Linked DNA regions of Homo sapiens: region 2 is linked to region 1. The links are chromatin loops, found by intact Hi-C in ENCODE. Cell type or tissue: transverse colon. All regions are shown on one strand. Each heading gives the region's core, and the rest is flanking DNA. Links, peaks and the distances in the headings are about the cores only.

Region 1 (11,473 bases), core at 2,383-10,382:
TAAAGGTCTGATGTTTTAAAAATTAATTCACTCTAAAACTACTTAATGAAAGCTTCCTAAGAGCTAGAAACTATTCTAGAATCTGAGCATACAGAGGGAAACAAAATTGAAAAGGTCCCTGCCTGCTATGGTTTGAATGTGACTCCCCAAAATTCACATGTTGGGAACCTAATCTCCAATGCAACAATGTTAAGAGGTGGGGCTTAATAAGAGATTGGGCCCCACCTCTTAAAGTAAGTTCAGCCCCTGGTGCCTCTCTCTGTCTTGTGTGCTCACTCCACCTTCCACCATGGGATGACTCTTACCAGATGCCAGGACCATGCTTTTGGACTTCCTAGCCTCAAGAACCTCGAACCAAATTAAACCTCCATTGTTTATAATTTACCCAGTCTGTGGTATTCTGTTAAAGCAAAAGAAAACAGACTAAGACACTGCCCTTGTGGGACTCACATTGGGAGGCAGAAGGCATAGAACAAACTGAAAATAAATAAGTAAATAAGCATATACATATATACCACAATAGCCCCCTTGTACCTTTCTTAGAAAACATAGGTTTTCCTGAAACACAATTGGAAAGTGTGCTCTCCACAAGTACGTGAAGTTACAGGAAATTGTTACCCAACCTCCCAAAGCCAGACCCCGGCAGAGTGGGGATTCCTGCAAACATTCCTTCCTTTGACTCTTATCTACACATGGCCCTTAACATAGAGGTCCAGACAATTTGTTCACTTGGCTTCAGTTTTCACTAGTTAATGAACCCGGTTGGGAGGAGAATGACTACTAGAGGGAAGGAGAGAAATACAATCAGCCTCAGAATTGGAGCGCCTTTATCCAAATCAGCCAGAAGGCACAGCAAGCAGCTCATGGCAGGGATATGTCTGAAGCATCAAGTCCAGGATTTTCAGCCTGTATTTTGCAGGACCAGAACTGAATCAGCATTACCTAAAAAGCCTTTCAAAATACTAAATCCTAGAATGTTGTCCCCAAATATCTTATTCAATGGAATCAGAGTGATACCTGGAAATATGTATTTTTGTGAATCTCTGTATCAGACCTGTCTTTTTGTTGTTGTGAGAACAGTAAAAAACAACTCTCGCCTATTTAAGGGGAAAATAAATATTTTGGAAGTTTATAGTGTGGCTCTCAGAATGAAAGAAAATGCTTAAAATTCAGACCTTGGAAAGAATAAGAACTGAGAGTTATGGGAGTCTGGGAAACAAAACTTAAAAGATGGCTTCTCCACAAGTCATAGTAAAAAAGAATTGGCCCCTACTGTTATCCATGCATGTGTCACTCTAGTCAAGATTAAATTGATTAAATTCCAATAGAAAAAATGTGACTAACTTGACTTGGGTTATATCTCTGTTTCTTGGCCGTGGAAAGAGAGGTATTTCAATTATCAGTACCATCAACACTTCAAATCATGGAGAGATAATTAGCCAAAGACAAAAAAAAAAAAATGCTGTTAGAGCAAATGTGCACCTCTGCCTCCCCAGGTGATTATGAGGCACAGCCAGGTTTGCAAACCAGTGGCTTGGTTCAACCACCAAACAACCACCAACCAGATATTTGAATTCTCCCTACAACAGGCATACCAATGCACTTGAATGCAAACTTCCCAAGAGAGCTCGAAGTTCTTTCTTCTTAGAATAAATATATCAATTGCTTTTCTAAAGGAGTCTGCCCTCCCTCATGTCCCTGTTGAATAAACAGAGTATCTCACCTCACAGATAGTCCTAGCTAACTCCTCCCTGCTCAGTTTGCGAGGTCACACTGGCATCTTACCACTCCTTAAGCACACATCTCCTGAAATTATTTTGCGCTTGCTGATCCCTCTGCATAGGACACTCTTCCTCCAGAAACCACACATCTTATTCTCTCCCTTCCTTCATTCAGTTCCTTAATTTAAATTAGCTGGCTGGATGCAGTGGCTTATGACTATAATCCCAGTGTTTTGGGAGGCTGAGGTGAGAATATTGCTTGAGCCCAGGAGTTCAAGACCAGCCTGGGCAACATAGTGAGACCTCATTTCTACAAAAAATTAAAAACTAGCTCAGCATGGTGCTGTGTGCCTGTACTCTCAGTTCCTCAGGAGTCTGAGACAGGGGAATCCCTTGAGCCCAGGAGTTTGAAGCTACAATGAGCTATGATCATGCTGCTGTACTCCAGCCAGAGTGACAAAATAAGATTTTGTCTCAAAAAAAAAAAAAAAAAATTGGCTGGGTGTGGTGGCTCCCGTCTGTAATCCTGGCACTTTGGGAAGTTGAGACAGGCAGAGTGCTTGAGCTTAGGTTCAAGACCAGCCTGGGCAACAAAATGAGACCCCATCTCTATAAAAACTATAAAGATTAGCCAGACATCGTGGCGCATGCCTGTTCCCAGCTACTTGGGGGGCTGAGGTGGGAGGATCACTTGGGCCCAGGAGGTCAATGCTGCAATGATCTGAGATCACATCATGGCACTCCAGCCTGGATGACAAAGTGAGACTGTCTCAAAAAAAAAAATTACTTTAAGTTCACTTATTTAAAAATCAGCTTCACCCCTCTCCCCAGTACTTCCTAGCTCCTTTTCCTGCTTTTTTTTTTTCTTTTCACTTATCGCTGTCTGACATACTATACATTTTCTTAATGGATTTGTTCATTGTCTACCTTCCCCCTCTAGAATATAAGCCCCTTGAGGACAGGAAGCTAGTATGTTTTATTCAGTTGTATATCCTCACTCTTGTAACAGTGCCTGTCATATTGAAAATGCTCAATAAATATCTGATGAATATATATATATAACATCTTTGAAATACCTCTATCAGTATCAACTGTGGCACTTTGTTCAAAATTTGGCTTTATGTCCCACCCCCTTTCAGAACCTTCAGTAAGCGGAGACTAGGAATCTGCATTCAGAATCTTCCCAAGCGATGCAAATGAACAACTGAAGTTTGAAAATTGCTACTTTAGCTTTCTCCAAAACCAGCATAAACCCCCTTTTCATGTTATACTTCATTAGATGTTTAAAGACAGCTCTTCTATCCCCTTCCTCTAACCGACTTTGGGTTTTCTTTGTCTTAGACTGAACAGCTAAACCTTCTAGAGCCATCCCTCCTACAAGGCCCCTTAGTACCCCAGAAGGTCAGGCTGCATTCTCTGAATGCACTTCCATTCATTGTCTTTCCATTTAGAGTGATCTTGGTTGGGGAGTGGGTCTCTAACCGACAGCTCTCTAAAGACCCTTGCACAGTTTTTGAAATTAGTTCTTACACTTGAGAAACTCTGCCCTTTTTCCCTTTGCACTATCCCTTGGGAAGATGTTCAAAAAGATGACAATGTTCAGGCTTGTGATCTCAGAGTAGAAAATACACCCAGGCTGTGTGTTTCTGTCCTGTGTGTTTTTGCCCCATTAGAGACCAGACAGAGCATCTGTATATGAGTCTCCAACAAACGATCACATGAAAAATGATGTGTGATGACAAGGCAAAGAGTGCAAAAGAGATTGTCAAGTGAAAGGAGAGGACATAAAGGAGTTATTGTCAGAGAGTGTGTTGGTCAACAGATAGATAGCAATCTAAAGAATGTCTTCTGTTAGAGTTCTACATAGCATACAGCTTATGCTCTACCTGAGTAGGCTGGGTTTTGTTTCATTACACTGAAAGAGTAAATGGTACCTTAATATATATTTTCATTACCAGGGTATCTATTATTCAGATCATCTATGTTAGCTAACTGATTATGCTACTGCATATTTTTTTATTGTTCCAAAAATTTGAAAAAGCAAATTTGGCAAAAATCTTGGAACTCAGCTTTCCTACAAACTAGAGTAGTCTTCGTTGATTAATTCATATAACCAACATGCTAGGCAGACTAATATCCAACCCCGCCCATCAAATATTCACACCTTAGTCCTCAGAACCTGTAAATACATTATGAGACAAAAGGCAAGTGTGATTATATTAAGAATCTTGACGAGGGTAGAAAATCTTGGATTCTCCAATAGGTCCAATTCAATCTCATGAGTCCTTAAAATCAAAGAATTTTTCCTGTGGTTCAGAGAGATGTGACTATGGAAGCATGATCAGAGAGAAGCAAGGTTATTGGCTTTGAAGTTGGAAAAAAAGAGCCATAAGCCATGGAATGTTGGTGTCCTCTAGAAGCTGGAAAAGGCATGGAAACAGATTCTCCCTGACAGCCTCCAGAAAAGACCACAGCCCTGCCAACATCTTGGCTTTAACCCAGGTTTCAGACTTGCAAAACTGTAAGATAATAAATTTGTATTTATTGAAGCCACCAAGTACATGGTAATTTATTATAGAAGGAACAGAAAACTAATACAACCAATGTGCAGATATAGTAATAAAATAAAGTATATCAGGTACTATGCTCATAATAGCTTCATTAGTAAAAGTCCCAAATTAGAAACAATTCCGATCTACCAAAAGGCAATTACACCCTGGGTACTGTCACGGATATATCCAGTTGACAAAATTCATCAAACTGCAACAGACAATAAATACAATTCTCTATATGTATATTATAATGCAATAAAATTTATTAAAGGGCAATGATGGTACATGTGTCCATGTATGTACCATCTATACTATGCAATCATTTAAAATTCATGGTTTAACAGAGAAGTCAGCAAACAATCTGGCTCAATGCCTGCTTTGAGCACAACCATACCCATTCATTACATATCCTCTATGGTGGCTCTCTTGCTATGGTAGCAGAATTCAGTAGGTGCAACAGAGACCATGTATCCTGTAGAGCCACTAAAATATTTCCTCTATAGTCTGTATTTCAGAGCATACCACAAGGAGTTCCATGTAGATTTTCTTAAGTTTCTAGATATTTTTTCCCAGTCATTGGCACAACCAAAGGCAGAGCTTTCAAACCAAGTCTCTCACCTACCAGGTTGGCAGCCAAGCAGGCAGTGGCTTTTTATTCATCCACTTGACAGATATGTATTGAGTGCTGGGTAAACATGGGCCAGGCCCTGTGATAGAAGCTGGATATACTTAAATGCATAAATTACATATGTCTAGCCCCTTGTGGAGGTTACGATTCTATCAATCTGCGCAGTCCAGATGTGGAAGTCCCCAAAGGTGATTCATGAACCACCAGCATCAGCATCACTGGGAAATTGCTACAAATGCAAATTCTCAGGCCCTACACTGCCTCTATTGAATCATATATCTAGGGATGGACCCAACTATGTGTTTTTTCCAGACCAGCAGGAAATTCTGTTGTATGTTCAAGTTTGAGAATCACTGAACTAAACCCAAAAGGTCTGTGCTAGGATAAGTGTTTCGTGAACCAGATTTTAGGAATGGAAATAGCTCTTCACAACACCCATGCTGGAAGATACTTTGTCCACCTTAACTATCTGTCTTACCCATTGTTTTGTTGCTTATAACAGAATACCTAAACCTAGGTAATTTATAAAGAAAGGAATTTATTTCTTACAGATATGGAGGCTGAGAAGTCTGGAGTCAAGGGACGGCATCTGATGAGTGCCTTCTTGCTAGCTGGGACTCTCTGCAGAGTCCCAAGGCAATGTAGGGCATCACATGGTGAGGGAGCTGAGTGTGCTACCTCAGATCTCTCTTCCTCATCTTATAAAGCCACCACTCCCACTCACTTAATAATTCATTAATCCATTAACGCATGAATCTATGAATTCATGAATACATTAATCCATTCATGAGGGCAACACCTTCATGACCCAATCCCTTCTTAAAGTCCTTACTTCTCAATGATACCGCATTGGGGATTAAATTTCAACATGAATTTTGGAGGAGACAAATATTCAAACCATAGCACTATCCTATGTAATAATTTATTTTTATTAAAGTTATAGGAAATTGACAGCAAAGCACACCATAGAATGTGTAGATTGCTTAACATGTGCAGAATGCAGAGCAAGGCACTGCAGTCAATGCTAAGGAAATATAAAGGATGCTTGGTGCTGTGCTGCTTTCTCAGTGAGAGAGAAAAAGAACCCATAGTATCAGCATCATTATATACCAGAAATTGTCAAACATTTTCTGCAAAAGTCCAGATTGTAAGTACTTTAGACTTTGTGGGCCATATAATCTCTGTCACAACTATTCAACTCTAGTGTTGTAGCACAAAAGCAGCATATTTATAGACAATATGTAAATAAATGGGCATAGCAGTGTTCCAATAAAACTTTATTTACACAAACTGGTAGTGGGCCCTTAGGTTGTAGATTCCTGATCCCTGTCATATACCATTATTACCATATATCATTATACATGATGCCATGAACCATGCTATACGGCTTCACCACATATTTCATTTTGTTCAAATTTTAACGTAATTTTCCCTGTAATTTTGTCATATATGATCACCTAACTTTGACCTTCAAAAGCTCTGTTAATATCTTGTTAATGAAAACATTATTCAGAGCAGTAACCTTCAAGATATAATCTTACTTCAATGAATGAATACATTCTACTTGTTTATTATCACAATACTAGCTTCTGTAAAAAAAAATTCTGAGGTTGGCATTGCTATTTTAGAAATTAGAAACTAAAACTTAAAGAGGTTAAGCAATCGTTGAAGTTCATACAAAAAATAATTTTTTGAGCCAGGGTTCAAACTCTAGTATTTTTGGCACTGAAGCAGCCATTTCTGGGTACTATCTCCCCATGGAGTGAATATGCTTAAAATCTAACCAGAAATTGGGTTCAGGGTACAAATGGAATATTTATGCCTCTGTGGCTATTTCTCTTCTTGACTGTGTCCTATAATTATTATTTCAGTTTACAAGCATTTCATGTCTTTAAATTTCATGACAGTCACACATACATCATAGATAAGTCATAACCCAAAACCCTAAGCACATTACTAGTTAAGTAATGATAGAATAGGAAACATTCTGTAACAGCTCAATCAGTAATATAATATCCTTCACAATATAGTTCTATAGTCATCTGTATTAGTCTATTCTCATGCTGCATAGTAATAAAGACATAGCCCAGACTGGGTAATTTATAAAGGAAAGAGGTTTAATTGGCTCACAGTTCAGCATGATTGGGGAAGCCTCAGGAAACTTACTATATGTTACAATCAAGGGGAAGCAAACACGTCCTTCTTCACGTGGCAGCAGCAAGAAGAAGTGCCAAGCAAAAGGGGAAAAGCCCCTTATAAAACCATCAGATCTCGTGAGAACTAACTCGCTAACTAACTCACTATCACAAGAACAGGATGGGGAAAACAGCCCCCATGATGCAATTATCTCCATCTGGCCCCTCCTATGACATACGGGGATTATGGGTACTACAAATCAAGATGAGTTTGGGTAGGGACACAGCCAAATCACGTCATCATCTATCCCTGGTCTAATATCTACGTGACTGTTGGCAGGTCTTTTTCCTCCTTAGACAATTTTCCAGTCTAAAGCGGAAGGTCTTGGTCTATTGTTTATAAGTCTAACTTTAAATTCCAAATTCTAATTCTATAACAATATGACATTCTTCCTCAGTCTTCCTTTCTTATGGAACACAATCACATATGGTTACAGAATGCATTCTTTGGCTCTTGATACATATGTTGAACCAAATGTCCAACTTTGAAGGATTTACATCCTTAAAAATTAAGAAATGGATCATTTCAAGCCATAGAGGAGAAACAAATATCTGGGGCCACCATCATTTCTAAAGAAATAGTAAACAAAACCAAAGATTATAGAATCTTCAGGGAGTTCACTTGTGATATTCTGCAAATAGGAAGTGAAAATGAAAGTGATAAAATAAGGCTTGTTAAATCTGAGACTATGAGCAGATCTGTACAGATGGGAACATCAGTGAACAAGCACCCATGCATGTTTTCAGGTCAGATGAAGAGCCACTGAAAATAGATCAGAAAGCAACAGAGCCTGGCAGGGTGCGTCTGAAAGAAAATAATTTAAACTTAGCCTCCATGGGAAAAAGAAGCTCACCATCATCCCATTTCCCTTATAAGATATGGCTCTAATATGTTGGTCATTCAGAAAACAAGAGTCAATGGAGAGAAACACAGGATTTGGACAAACACATGAACAAAGAAATGGGTTCCAGCCTTTCCTGGGTATTCAGCAGCTCAACAATATGGATGATTTTTTTTCGTTCATGCTGAAATGAAAAATTTAAAACTTTTGTCATGAATCTACATTTATTTAATTTAAAGGGTTATATTATTTTCTCAGATTTTGTCCTTCCCTTTTTGTTGTTGTTGCTAAATTTCTTTCTTTTGCAAGAATGATGAGAATTTAGTTGGCTTTGCTTCTTTGTTGCCTTCACTTAAGAAAATAAAAGTAAATTTTGTCAACTTTATATCAGTTCCATTAAAAAAAAATTGAAATTGGGTACAATGTTCACTGCTTGGGTGATGGGTACACTAAGAGCCCAGACTTTGCCACTGAACAAATATACCCACATAACAAAACTGCTCGGGTACCCTCTGAATCCATACAAATATTAAAAACTAAATTTAATTTAAAAACAAAAATATTTGAAATTATTTTGGTTCATGAAACCCAAAAGGCTCAGGGGTCTGCTTATCGTGTGACATTTGGATGCTGTCACTCTGTGGATCTTGATAACAGCTTCATTGTTGAGCACCTATTCAAGTCAAGTACTTTACATTCATTATTTATAATTATTCCCCAAATTCTGCAAGGCATATATCGCCATTCAAAGTCTATGAATGATGATGATGAAGTTCACAGAAGTTAAAGGACAAGCCCAAGGTTACACAGCTATTAAAATGGACATCCTCAATGTCCTTTCTCAAAGGCAATGCAGCCACTTATATCTGACTACAAACCCACAGAAATCTCCATGGTGAATTATTGAAAATTGGCAAAACTCTTTTTTACTTCAAAGGGACACAAATGGCAATCAACAGACTCACATTCATCCTCACAGGCAACCCCCACAACTAAAATGTGAACATTTTCCCCTAACAGCAAAAAAGTTGTAAGTGATTTTAAATGTTTATATGTCTTAATGTGGCTCAATCCATCAGTAGCATTTTGGATATACTCCATTTTGGAAGAGTCGGAAAAACAGTTGGCAGCATTTTGTGCATTTTATTTTAATTTAGAGGGGGGACATTTGAGATCTGCAATTAAAAAGAGGTTTGCTTTGGCTGTGACGAACTGATGTAATTCACAATTTAAACTCATTTGAGAAAAATAACAACAGCTACAACTGTCACATTTGCCAGGGAGGGAAATAGGATGAACAACAACAGGGCCCGGGAGGAGAAAAACAGCTCATTGATAGGACTACAGATTATACAGATTAGTCATTGCAAGGGCAGAGTAAGCATCCATGGACAATCATTTGACATTTTATAAAATAGAATGGCGACTGCTTAACAATATTTTCAAAGGGATTCACCAAGAAGCTTTGATAATGATGGCCTATTTGAAGCTACAACCTAGTGATAGGTAGGGTATTAAAAGAAGGAAATTTTGCACACTGAATTGTTAAATTAGAATGTAAACTGGAGCCCAGAGTGGCATGAAATATATAGAACCAGTAGTCATAGAGGGAATCTTTCCATTCTGTCCTGTCACAAGTGAAAACTGAGAATTCTCACAGCTTGAGATTTTAAATCCTGGGGAAATTATAAATGGCTGGGTTTACTAAGGGACTACTCTGGGTCTGCAAAACTAACATTTACCCATTGAGTGGTTTACAAGAAAGCCTATGTTCTTGTGAGGCTTATTGCAGCATCCTCTTTGAAAACTCCTCTGGCCTTGAAAGTGAGTGAGACTTTGACAGAAACTAAGTTTTATTTCCCATGTGATGAACTCAAGCTATGGCTCAATGTTTTGAGTTTTTCACTCAAGCAATCAACATATATGAAGGAAATGACAGTTTGAAATATCAAACTGCATTTTGCTTCTTGGGAGGAAGTTGCTTTCCCCATTTACAGCTCTTCTGCCATGAAGATTGGGCTAAGAAGCTGAGACCAATTGCTGCAGAGATGGAGACAGAAGTGATACACAACCAGATATTTCCAGGAAGGAAAGTGGAAAGCCCTGCTAACAGGTATAGTCTTAAGGGAGACAAAAAAAAAAAAAAAAAAAAAAAGGCCAAGAATCTAGACCCTTTTGTCTTCCTATGTGCCTAGCAGATATGACCTTTGGACTCCAAAGTGCAACAAGCTAGCTACAGGCAAAGCCAGCATTAAGGACTGTCACCCCAAATACCAGAATGAGATAGGATCCCCCTTATAGCAACTGCTCGGGGAAGAAGAGCCAGAGAAGGGGAAGGACAAGCATCTAGAGCAGCTCTGTCCAATAGAAACATCATGAAAGCCATGCATACAATTAAAAACCTTCTGGTAACCACATTTGAGAATGCAAAATTAAACAGGTAAAAATTTTAATACTATAGTTTATTTAACCCAATATAATCAAAATTCTATAATTTTAATATATAATCAATACAAAAGTACTAATCAGATATTTTACGTCTTTAAAATCCAGTGCATATTCCATTGGATTTCATTTACAGCAAAGATCAATTCAGACTAATCACATTTCAGGTGATCAGTGGCCACGTGTATTGAGTAGCACAGATTAGAATAAATCAAGTTTAAATTTTAGGGCATTTTAAATCAGAAAAAAACAAGGGACCTTGAATAGACAAAACTATTTGCTTATTTTTCTGCTTAAATCCAGGGCAACAGTCAAAGAGAAAAGAGAGACCAGTATTAGAAAAATAAAAGTTGGCCAGGCATGGTGGCTCCTACCTATAATCCCAGTGCTTTTGGAGACTGAGGTGGGAGGATCACTTGAGCCTAGGAGTTTAAGACCAGCCTGGTAACATATGGTAACATAACCTCTTCTCTACAAAATTTTAAAAATTAGCCAGGTGTGGTGGCACACACCTGTGGTCCCAGCTACTTTGGAGGCCGAGGTGAGAGGATTGCTTGAGTCCAGGAGGTCAAGGCTGCAGTGAGCCAGGTTGATGCCACTGCACTGCAGCCTCAGTGACAGAGCAAGACCATGTCTCAAAAAAATGAAAAATAAATAAATTAGTTAAAGTGGAACCATAGAATTATGTAATTGACTTATTGTACTATTTCAGGTATCGCATAGAAAATCTAATCCTACTGCACAGAAGTCTACTGAGTGTCTACTATGTGACAGGTTTGGATGGGACTGAGAAAATGCAAAGATTAATAAGACACAGAATGGTTTATGATGCTCAGGGGTAGGCCCATGATAAAAAATAATAAAGATATGATAGAACATAAATAGAGACAAAAAGCAACAGTGTGGGAATCCAGGAAAGTCAGTAATTAATGTTTCTGGGTTGCTGTTGGCCATAAGCTCAAGGAGGGTTGCAACCATATCTGTTTTATTTGCCACTTTCTCAAGAGTACCTGACATAGGGCTCAATAAAAGTGTGTTGAACGAGTGAGTGAACGATTGCTGGTTAGAGAGAACCAGGTGAGGAAAGGCC
Region 2 (11,473 bases), core at 1,322-9,321, 410 kb before region 1:
GGTACAGACTGTAACTAATTGAAGAGAAATCTAAGAATCCAAGAGGTTATATAACTTGCCTCCTGGCCAATGGTAAAAACAAGTTAAAAGCAGAGATAACCTGCAAGTTCAGGCATCTTTTTCCTATCTACTTAGAAATGTACCAATAAACTTATAATAATCATAGTATATAACAGCAAGTTTGACAATTTTTTATAGGAGTGCTGATCCGAGCCTCACCCCTGGGTAAAACTCCAGGAATTCAGTATGGGAAAAAATATGAGAGCCAGCCTTCTGTGCATTTTAACGGTTAATTCACATTAATGTTTCTACTTGGTTCCCCTATTAATTATGGTAGGGTAAAAATCTTGCTATATACATAATTGAATGGTTGGACAAAGAGCTACAGGATGTTGCAAAATTGTAATATCACAGTTACCTGGGAAGTAGATAATTAAATGGTAGTAAAAAAGTAGCCTTTTAAATCTTAATCAGAGTATTTAAAGAATTGGACAGAGGTTTTAGAACTTTCATAGTAGGAGAGTTAACAGACTTTTAAACGTTAAGAGATGCCATCGGCCTCACATATTAGGCCAACATTGACGTTTCTACCTAAAATGAATTAGCGTAAGAGGAAATAAAGGAAGCATTTCCACTGAATCTAAAGGCATAATAACTTCCAGAGTCAAAATGTCAAAAAGGTATCAGCTACTCTAACACCTTCACCTTTATTCTTGTAAAAAATGAAACAAAATCTGTAATGCATTTTTATTTTTGACAAGACACTTGATTAAAAAATTGGTCTGACCCTACCGCACCTTGAAGAATCTAGACCTACTTAGCATTCTTCATGCAATTTTCTCTATCTGGAACCATCCACTTTGAGATCTGTGTTAATCTGGGTCTCAAAAAATATGCTTAAGGAGTAACTGGTCACATAAGCATCAGGAGTTGTCCAAAAGTAAAGAAAATTTCTGCTTGGATATAGGAGGAATTTGCCAGTTTTTGGAGAGCACTCCATGACATGACTCTACTCTAAAATACCTGAAGTCTTCCCAAGAGAAACCGTCTCCAATAGAACCTAGCAATGGTCTCAGTTCTCCATTGCATTTCTCAGCCTCAGTCTTCTCACAAGACATGGGAAGTATTGCTTTTTAGTACTGCTTGTGTGCTCCTTTTTCCTCTTCAAAACATGGAAGGCTATTCCTACTGAATAACCTTTTGACTTGTCATTCAAAGCCTTTGAAATCACACCTTCATCCATGTCCCTACAAAGGACATGAACTCATCATTTTTTATGGCTGCATAGTATTCCATGGTATATGTGTGCCACATTTTCTTAATCCAGTCTATCATTGTTGGACATTTGGGTTGGTTCCTAATGCTAAATGATGAGTTAATGAGTGCAGCACACCAACATGGCACATGTATACATATGTAACAAGCCTGCACGTTGTGCACATGTACCCTAAAACTTAAAGTTTAATAATAATAAAATTTTAAAAATATAATATAAAATAAAAATAAAAATAAAAAAAGAAATCACACCTTCAAGCCTTTGAAATCACACCTACCTTGAGGGCCTGACCTCTCCTATTTCCCATATCTAAAATAGGGGTCTGTATCAGAGGATGGAGGGTGGGAAGAAGGAGATGATCAGGAAAAATAACTAATGGGTACTAGGCTCAATACCTGGGTGATGAAATATTCTCTACTACAAACCCTCATGACACAAGTTTACCTATGTAACAAACCTGCACGTGTACTCTTGAACTTAAAATAAAAATTAAATAAAATCAACCTCCCACCAAAACAAAACAAAACAGGTGTCTAAACCTCTAGTGGCTAAAGTGAATGAACAGGTAACTAAACATGTGATGCTGGCTAGGTGTGCCAACATATATTGTTTTCCCACCTTTTGTTCCTGCTGATGGCTATATCACGTTTTGTCTTGTGCTATCGTAATGGGTATCTTTCCTACATCATTTCCTAGGCTGGAGGATTCTTAAGAAGAGGGATGAAATCTCATTCATTCCTGATTTCAGAGCAGAGTATCTGAAACACAAGGTATGTTCAAAAAATATCCCTTTATTGAATTATTGAAAGAGATATCAGGAAATATGCCTTTATTGATTAATAGATTTATATTGGGTCAATAGATAGCTGGAATCATTGAATGATAAATGACAAAAGAATGCTTAGAATGGAATTGAGCTGAGTGGAGTCTAAACATGCATGAAAGACGTATTGACAAGCAGTATCAGACACTAAATTTGGAAATGAGATTCAGAAAGCAAAAGACCAATCTGGTGGCCATGACAGTCCCATGCTAAACCAACACCCTCTGTTGCCCAGGCTGGAGTGCTCTTGGCCCATTGCAACCTCCACCTCTCAAGTTCAAGCAATTGCCCTGCCTCAGCCTCCCAAGTAGCCAGCATTACAGGCCCTGTCACCATGCCCGGCTAATTTTTGTATTTTTAGTAGAGACAGGGTTTCACCATGTTGGCCAGGCTGGTCTTGAACTCCTAACCTCAAATGATCTGCATGCCTCAGCCTCCCTAAGTGCTGGGATTACAGGCATGAACCACTGTGCCTGACCTTTCTACATGTTTATAGCTTTTGGGTTTTTTTGCTTTTTTAATTCAATTTTTATTTTATATTCAGGGATTGTACGTGGAGGTTTGTTTCCTGGGTATATTGAGTGATGCTGAGGTTTGGGTATGATTGATCCCATCATCTAGATAGTAAGCATATTACTCAATAGGGAGATTTTCAGCTCTTGTCCCTCTCCCTCCCTCCCCTTTCTAGTTGTCCCCAGTGTCTATTATTTCCACCTTTATGTCCATGTGTACCTAATGTTTAGCTCCCACTTATAGGTGAAAATATGTGATATTTGCTTTTCTGTTACTGTGTTAATTTTGCTAAGGACAGTGGCCTCCAGCTGCATGTATGTTGCTGCAAAGGGCATGGTTTCATTCTTTTTTATGGCTGTGTAGTATTCCATGGTGTGTATGTACCAAATTTTCTTTGTCCAATCCATTCTTGATGGGTACCTATGTTGATTATATGTCTTTGCTATTATGAATAGTGCTGCAATGAACATACAAGTGCATGTGTCTTTTTCATAGAACAATTTATCTTCCTTTGGGTCTATACCTAGTAATGGGATTGTTGGGTTGAATGGTAGTTCTGTTTTTAGTTCTTTGAGAAATTGCCAAACAGCATTCCACTGTGGCTGAACAAATTCATTTTCCCACCAAGAGTGTATAAGTGTTCTCCACAGACTCACCAGCACCTGTTGTCTTTGACTTTTTAATAATAGCCATTCTGACTGGTGTGAGATGGTAGCTTATTGTGATTTTGATTCACATTTCTCTGACGATTAGTGATATTGAGCATTTTTTTCATATATTTGTTGACAATTTGTATGTCTTCTTTTGAGAAGTGTCTGTTCATGTCCTTTTCCCACTTTTAAACGGGGTCATTTTGGTTTTGCTTATTGAATTAAGTTCCTGATAGATTCTGGATATTAGACCTTCCTCAGATTCATAGTTTGTGAATACTTTATCCCCTTTTGTAGGTTATCTGTTTACTCTATTGATATTTTCTTTTGCTGTGCAGAAGCTCTTTAGTTTAATTGAGTCCCACTTGTCAATTTTTGTTTTTGCTACAATTGCTTTTGAGAACTTAGTCGTAAATTCTTTCCCAAGATTGATATCCAGAATGCTATTTCCTAAGTTTTCTTATAAGATTTTTACAGTTTGAGGTCCTAAATTTAAGTCTTTAATTCATCTTGGGTTAATTTTTGTATATGGTGAGAAGTAGGAGTTCAGTTTTATCCCTCTGCATGAGGTTTGCCAGCTACCCCAGCACCATCTATTGAATAGGCAGTCATTTTCTCCAGGGCTTATTTTTGTCTGCTTTGTTGAAGATCAGATGGTTGTAGGTGTGCAGCTTTATTTCTGTGTTCTGTATTCTGTTCCATTGGTCTATACATCTGTTTTTGTACCCGTACCATGTTGTACCAGTTACTGCAACATTGTAGTATAGTTTGAAGTTGGGTAATGTGATACCTCCTTGTTCTTTTTGCTTAGGATTGCTTTGGCTATTAGTAATATGCTCATAGCATTCGTATCTCCCTCTACCATAGCACTTACTACCCTTCATTGGAATAATTTGCATAAGTCCGTCTCTGCCCACCACCCTATCTTTTGCTCCTCCAAGCAGATATCTCATCATTTGACTGGCACAATGCATTGCATATCACCAGAGGCCACTAAATATTTGGTGAATAGATGAATCAAAAAAGAAGATCCTAGGCAGACACAGGCCTAGTAAAAACTCACTAAGATATAGAAGTTAATGCCTTTATATATTTACTTTTATTCTTTCCATTTTATGGTATTGGAAACTGAACCTCTGGGAGATCTAGCAACTTCCCCCAAATCAAAAGACAGAAGTGGCACAGCATAATAGAAAATTCTGCTCTTCTTAAGAAGACACCAGTCATTTAGATGCATGTAACAGAAACATTTAAAAAAAAACAGTCACACCTTAAAATATCTCGAGTTGAGAGGTTGTGCTTTTTTTCCCCCATTTGATGCATTCAATTATTGACTTCCATCACGATTCTGTTAAAACACTGAATCTACTGCAAGTTTCATTTGAAAGGAATAACATAATTCTGCACAGTGAGACCACAACAGGTTCTTTGCAGTCAACAGTAGCTACAGGTATTGACTGTCCATCATGTGCTGGTCACTAACAAGAGCATCATATGCATAATTTTCTATTTCACAATTGAGAAACCTGAGGCTTGGGAGGAATAACCTGTCAACACTTTCAGGCCTGGCAAATGTGGAAGTAGGATCTATACTCTCATTTACGTGACAATGGGGGCCATATTTTATTGTGCCATGCTGTGGGAATTCTCTTTCTGAGAGCATCTGCCTCAACTCTTTATTCCCTTCCCTGCAGGAAATCAGTCCAGCACTGTACATTTCCATGGTCCTCTAGTAATCCTTCTTTCATAGCTCTTAATCTATTTTATTGTGCATACACTCATTCAACAAGTATTTATTGAGCACTAAGTCCCAGGCACGCACTGGGCATAGCAGTGAACAAGATAGACAAAATATCCTGCCTTACCCCTCTGCCAGACTATAAGCCACATACAGGCAGGGGACATGTTTGCCTTCCTTCCTCTCATATCTTATTGAATGAATAAGATCATTAAATCGACATGGATTCAAAACACTAAGTAACTGCTTTGAGACAACAGAATACAAACCCATATTATACATAGAGCCATTTCATCCAATGCTCACTTTAGGACAAATGAGAAGTGTTTAGTATTGGTGTGCCGTGCAGCAAACACAGAACCAAACACAAATGGGGAAGGAAAACAGAGACAATAACTTGTTTTGTTTACTCTCACATAAGTAGAAACAAACTGCTCTTCAACCTGAACATAATTGTTGTGGCCTTGAAGCTGAAAGGTGTTCATTTCAAATAAGGGCTACTATGAGAAAAAAAGTTTCATGTATAAAAACGTATGTTAATGAAGCTGAGATTCTGTAATTACAATCAAGTGAAACCCAACCCCAGGTTACACTTCCCATTGCTTGTGTGTCAGGCGATCATTTCTCTTATGATATATTCATGGTGAACACAAGGTCGGAAAATGCATCTACAGTGACAAAAGACAATTCTTTTGCTTAGGAATCATCCCAGAGCATCTGTTATTAAATCTCTCAGCTCACAGAAGCACAATGTAGACAGAAAGGAACACCTAGTGAAAGAAATATTCAATCAGGCCCCAGATACCATTTTACCTGCTGAAGGTGCCTAGGGGTATACACCTGCTGGATTGTAATTAGGTGTTTTCAAAAACTCTCCAATCTATCTGATTGCTTTCCACCATTACCTCTGAGAATAACTTTCCCAAACTCTCACTTCTAAGCTATATAAAAGTGCTTTGCGATTCTAATTCTCTTAAGGTGCAGGGTGTGTGTGCATGTGTATTTGTGTATTATCTAGACATACTCCATGTTAATGACAATGTCTTTCTTGTTAGACAACATGCCTCTATAATAGGTGTTAACTTAGCCTGTAATTTAAGAGTACAGGCTTTGTTGTCCTATATCCCAGCTTGGCTGTGAATACAAGCTGTCTGACTTTGGAGAAGTTAACTAACTTCTCCAAGCCTTAGTTTCCCCAGCTGGAAAAATGTAGCTAATGCTCCTACCTTACAGGATTGTTGAAAGAACAAAATAAGATGATGTATCCAAAGCATTCTTAATAAAGGAAATTCTCTGAAGTCAGCTCTACTATCTTGGCAAGTCATTTAGCCTCTCTGACACCAGTTTCCTGATCTGTAAAATGAGAACATTCATTCATGGGCAATTTTGCCAGGATTAAATTAATTAATATGTGGATGGCAAAGATATGGAATAACCTAAGTGTCCACCAATGGATGAATGAATAAAGAAAATGTGGTACATATGTACAATGGAATACTATTTGACCATAAAAAAGAATGAAATCTTGTCATGTGAAGCAATGGGAATGGAACTGGAGATCATTATGTTAAGTAAAACAAGCCAGGCACAGAAAGACAAATATTGCATGTTCTCACTCATATGTGAGAGCTAAAAAATTTAATCTCAAGGAGGTAGAGGGTAGAATGATAGAGAGTAGAATGACAGTAGAATGGAAAGTGTGTGTGAGTGGGAGGGGGAGAATGAAAAGAAGTTGGTTAATGGGTACAAACACAGTTAGATAGAACAGTTAAAAACAATGTATTGCATATCTCAAAATAGCTAGAATAGAGGTTTTGAAATGTTCCCGACACATAGAAATGATAAATGCTTCTGGTGATGGATAGCCTATCTACCATGACTTGATCATGACACATTCTATGCATGTAACAAAATATTATGTGTACCCAATAAATATACACAAATATTATGTATCAATAAAAATAAACAAGTAAAGTTAAACATACTTCCTTAAAATTAACTAATTAATGCATGGAAAGTGCTTAACACAGTGTCTGAGATGACACAGTAAGTAAGTGCTCAATAAATGTTACGAATTAGTAGTGTTGTTACTTTTATTATCATCACTATCATCACCACCATCATCATTATCATCACCAGATAATCTGATTAAGGGTGAGGACCATGTCTTACAAATATTTCCTCAGCCCATATTTTGGGAAGCTAAATATTCCTTAAAATCTGTGAGGGCTATCATGAGAATTTTTGGGTGAAAACTCTGCAGCATAAAGACATAACACCATGGAAAGTGGGTCCTGATTTTAACAATAAGACATTAAACCTATTACATTAAAACCCAATATTCCAGGACCAGCATAGAAAGCTTTTTATGTCTGAGTGCCTACAGGCTTGAATAGCACGAAGCAAGGGTATCTCTTTGCAAAAATATTTCCAAATAGCATTCTTTGAATTGATAAAAACTGTTTTTTAAAATGACACCACTTAAATGAAACTCAGAGATATTTCCATTTCAACTGATATCAAGATCAAAGGATTGCATCTCATGGGATGTCAGAAATGAGAGAACTTGTAAGTGGCAGAGGTTAGAACCTAAGAGCTATATCAAACGTGGGAAGAACAGGAGTGTCCAGGGAGCTGTAAACCCACTTTGGAAAACAGCCAATCAGATCTCTCTGGCTGGAAGACAAAGAACCAGAATGCTACCTGCCTGAAACCAAGCCACTTAAGGGCCTCTGAGAGGGTCACAGGCCATTTCCATGATGGGTGACCTTGTACAGTCTGCCATAGGAGTAATTCTCTGGAACTACCAACAGTTATTCTACAAGATGACTCCTTGTTAATCAGAGAAAAATGACCAACAGGAGCTAAAGCAACTTCCAGTTATGATAGAGGACCAAGTTTGTGTTCAATTTCTTTTTTCTCCCTTCTCTTCTCTGACTTTTCACATCACCCTATAGGTTAACACCTGTGATAGTGAAGCAGCAAGAACACTAACATCCACTCAGTACTTGTGATATAAGTACAACACTGTAGGGTAGGTGGCCATATCTCTATTTTACACTTGAGAATACTGAGGCTCATGGGGGTTAAATAACTTGCCAGAGCTAGGATTAGAAAAATTGATCTCTCTCCTTCTATCCTTCCATGAGAACTGGCTCAGTATGTCTGTTCCCTACTGTAACCTCAGCACCTAACTGATACTTTCTAAGCATTCTTCAGCAAATATTATTAACAATTCACTTTCTCAGATACAAACAAAATCTGACTTTCTTAATATTTGTCATAAAATGCACGTAGGAAAGTCTGTTTCTTTTATTCCTTCATTTAACAGATAGTTACAAGTCCCTACTGTGTTCCAGGAACTGGAGATACCTCCGGGAATATAATAGACTAAGAGCCCTGCCTGTGGACCTCATCTTCTAATTGAGGAAGTGAGACAGTAAGTAACAAAGTCAATAAATAAACAGATTACTTAGGATGCCAGAGAAGGATTCTTTGGCTCAGAGAAGATGAAGAATAACAACACCCACAAACCCACCAAAGTTGGAAATCATGATGGATGGAATTAGAGTTTTTTTAGGTATCATATTTTTGAACATGTTAAACTGGTATATTTTTTATATTTTTCATTCATCTTAAATCACAGTATCCTAGGCATCCACCCCCCACTCTAATGGGTTTCAGCACCTGAGAGAAAGAACAGGCATCATCTACAATAACAAAATCCTTATACATGTTGACTGTCAAATTAGATTTATTTTGAGTCCATAACATGAAAATAGTTTTGACAGTCAGGCATTGTCAAAAAGAGAAAAATATATGTAAATTGCAAAAACTTCCTTTCCATATCAAGAGACAGGCCTGGTGACTAGATCTATGAGGTTTTTCTATATGCCATGGGTAGAGGAAACTCAGGATAGAATATACTGTAAGTTCTCATTTAAGGGGGAAACAGAGAATGCTTCCAGGTGATAAGAAACTTGGATTCTTATTTTTCATCAACCTTTATCCAACTTTGGTAGCCAATCCTCAGGGGGAGTAATAAAAACACAAGATATATTGATATGGGATGCCATAAGCAGCTTTCCACCTATAGCTCTGGGGGAATGCAACTAGCAATATGCAACCTTCTGACCTGGAGCAGCTGCAGAAGAATACAAATGGCCACATCACATAGTCAGACAGAAAGTGACCCATTAGACTGACCTACCTCCCGAGATCCCACCACAGTGCTGCAAAGATTGGGATGATTGGGATAATATAAGAAAGATCTAAAAGTTTCTGGGATCTCTTAGGCACAATAAATAGTAGTTGAAATTTAAGAACCAAGAAGGGCCTGCCATGGGTGTGCTAGGGAAGTTTTTAAGGTCTTCCTCAGAGCTGAAATAAGGGGGATGGAAACTAGTTTAACATCATCATGGCTCAGACCCAAAGGTAGTGAAATTAGACCAAGTTATGGGACAGGAAAGAGGAAGTAGGAAGGAAAGCCTAGGTGGGAAGAACACATTCATCAGCTGTGAATTTGAGAGACATATACAGAAAGAGGCTCAGTGACCAGGCCGGACAAGAATTAAACTCAATGAAGGCCAAGAAGAGCCCAGGTAACAGTCCAGCTACAGCTCACTCCAGCATTCTTTCCTCCAACACTGAGAGTACACGAAAGCTTTTTTCTTTGTTTAATGCCACCCAGGATTTTGAGGAAGGACAGGGAAGACTTTCGAGAGGAAATAAACATACATAAAGTGAATTTCATTTATTAATCTGACTGATTATGTATCCAAAAGAAACTGAGCTAACCTGAAAGAGACTGTTTAAAACTAGCAGGTAATAAAATACTTAAAATTAAGTTTTTCCCAGCCAGCCTTGTTCAGCAGAGACAATAAAGCTAACGGAGTTGTAGTGTGTAAATCTTGGTCTCTGGGTTAAAGGGATACTAACTCAGCCATTATGATTTATCCTGCCTTCTTCTGTATGCACATGGGGGCTGCTGATTTTATTTTGGTACATTTGGGGAGTGCGATTGCTATTCTGGTGGGTGTCCAGATATTAGGAGTTTCTGTTTATGACTTCTGAGAGCTGTTTGTTGGAAAGAAGTGTTCTTTTGCCTGCTAATGTACCTATAAACTCTTTAATGAAAACTGCTTAATAAGCCCCATGAAAGATTTACCTGAGATGGAAGGAGGAATTTACTGGCAGAACATGACTCACTTTCCTTCCTATTTTCTTGTCCATTTATCACTGGTCTAAAACTCTTCTTGAAAAGTTGAAATCTCTCCCCACACTGGTATCTGTTCTTCATAGCTTCTTCCCAAGAAGTCGTCCTTCACCCAAAGCATGTAAGAATATGTGCTGACCTCCACCTTCTCAGAACCTTTTTCTCTAAATACCACTTAGGCTTCTAGATCTTTCTGACTTTTTCTCTATAACAAGTCACTGTTGACTGAGCTATTTTCCTCTTCAGGTATATTTACATTTTGTCAGGTTTTATCCCAAATCTAGAATCAGCAGTTCAATCAGGGATAAAGTCTTTAGGCATCAGAAAAAAAAAAGGTGTGTGTTTCATTCATTAATGCTCTCAAGCCAAAGACCAATAAAAATGCACCTTAATTTGAACAATGTTGGGTTTATTCACTTGCTGCAATGAGGGAGAGCTGATGCCATTGGGACTGAGGTGAGTTGGGTATTAGAGAGGGCTTATTACAGAATTTGGGCTTATGTTTTGTGATTTGGGAGATAATTCCAGGAAATGGGACATTGCTTTGAACTGGATGTTGTCTAGAAGCTGGGATAATTCTGTGACTGGGTATCTTAATAATTCTTACTTAGGAGATGAAAACACAGGACAAGGTGAAAACTGTTAAGGAAACCAGCAGTCATTCAAACTGTTATAGGAGATACTTGGTCATTTTTTGTGGCCTGGAAAATGTTTATGCTTTTGTCTGTGTTCTTAAATGATTAGAGTTCTTGTCTCGATCCCAGCATCTCAGCATGGTCTTGTGTGATATTGATGTTCTGTGAAATCGTTTGGGTTAGCCAGGTGAACATGGCCCCACTGCATGTGTGAGGCTGGCTCCTGCCTCTCAGGGCTGCTTTTTTCATCCTCAGTTTGCTCATTCATTCATTCATTTGTAGTGGTTTATCAAAATTAATGAGTATATAATTCATTGATCTGCTTGCTTGATTTTGATCTGTTCCTTATATTAGAAAATAAGCTCTATAAAGTCAGATACCATGTTTGCTTTGCTCATTATTTTATACCAAATGACTTTTCAGTGCCAAGAAACAAAGCACCTGGCAGACTGAGGAATCTTGGAAGGTCTCAAGTCAGATACTGATAATTAAGTTAAATATTATGATTTAAAGCACTGGAGAAGTGAGAATGGATAGAAAGTCAGCCAGCTATTTTGTGCTCCAAAAAGCCAAACTTTTCAATGGAAAAAACAATAAACATACTAACTTTAAGATATACCATT

The links. Hi-C counts contacts between places; a loop is a spot of excess contacts. Peaks named below come from ENCODE experiments on the same cell type or tissue, not always from the same donor. Only the 100,000 strongest peaks of a DNase experiment are listed, where the experiment ranks them.
Region 2: it touches region 1 in a loop (11-fold over the local background); 2 of 110 quality-filtered maps call a loop at or near these places.

Annotation. Positions count from the first base shown.
Region 1 is chr3:67,682,031-67,693,503 of GRCh38, reverse strand. All of the region lies in intron 3 of SUCLG2-DT (SUCLG2 divergent transcript), which reads right to left. Among named protein-coding and RNA genes, the nearest start is that of SUCLG2-DT, 33 kb to the right of the region's middle. In transverse colon, for the core only: no CTCF peak of the experiment used is centred there; no DNase peak of the experiment used is centred there.
Region 2 is chr3:68,091,308-68,102,780 of GRCh38, reverse strand. The region is part of intron 2 of TAFA1 (TAFA chemokine like family member 1); the gene reads right to left. Among named protein-coding and RNA genes, the nearest start is that of TAFA1, 93 kb to the right of the region's middle. In transverse colon, for the core only: no CTCF peak of the experiment used is centred there; no DNase peak of the experiment used is centred there.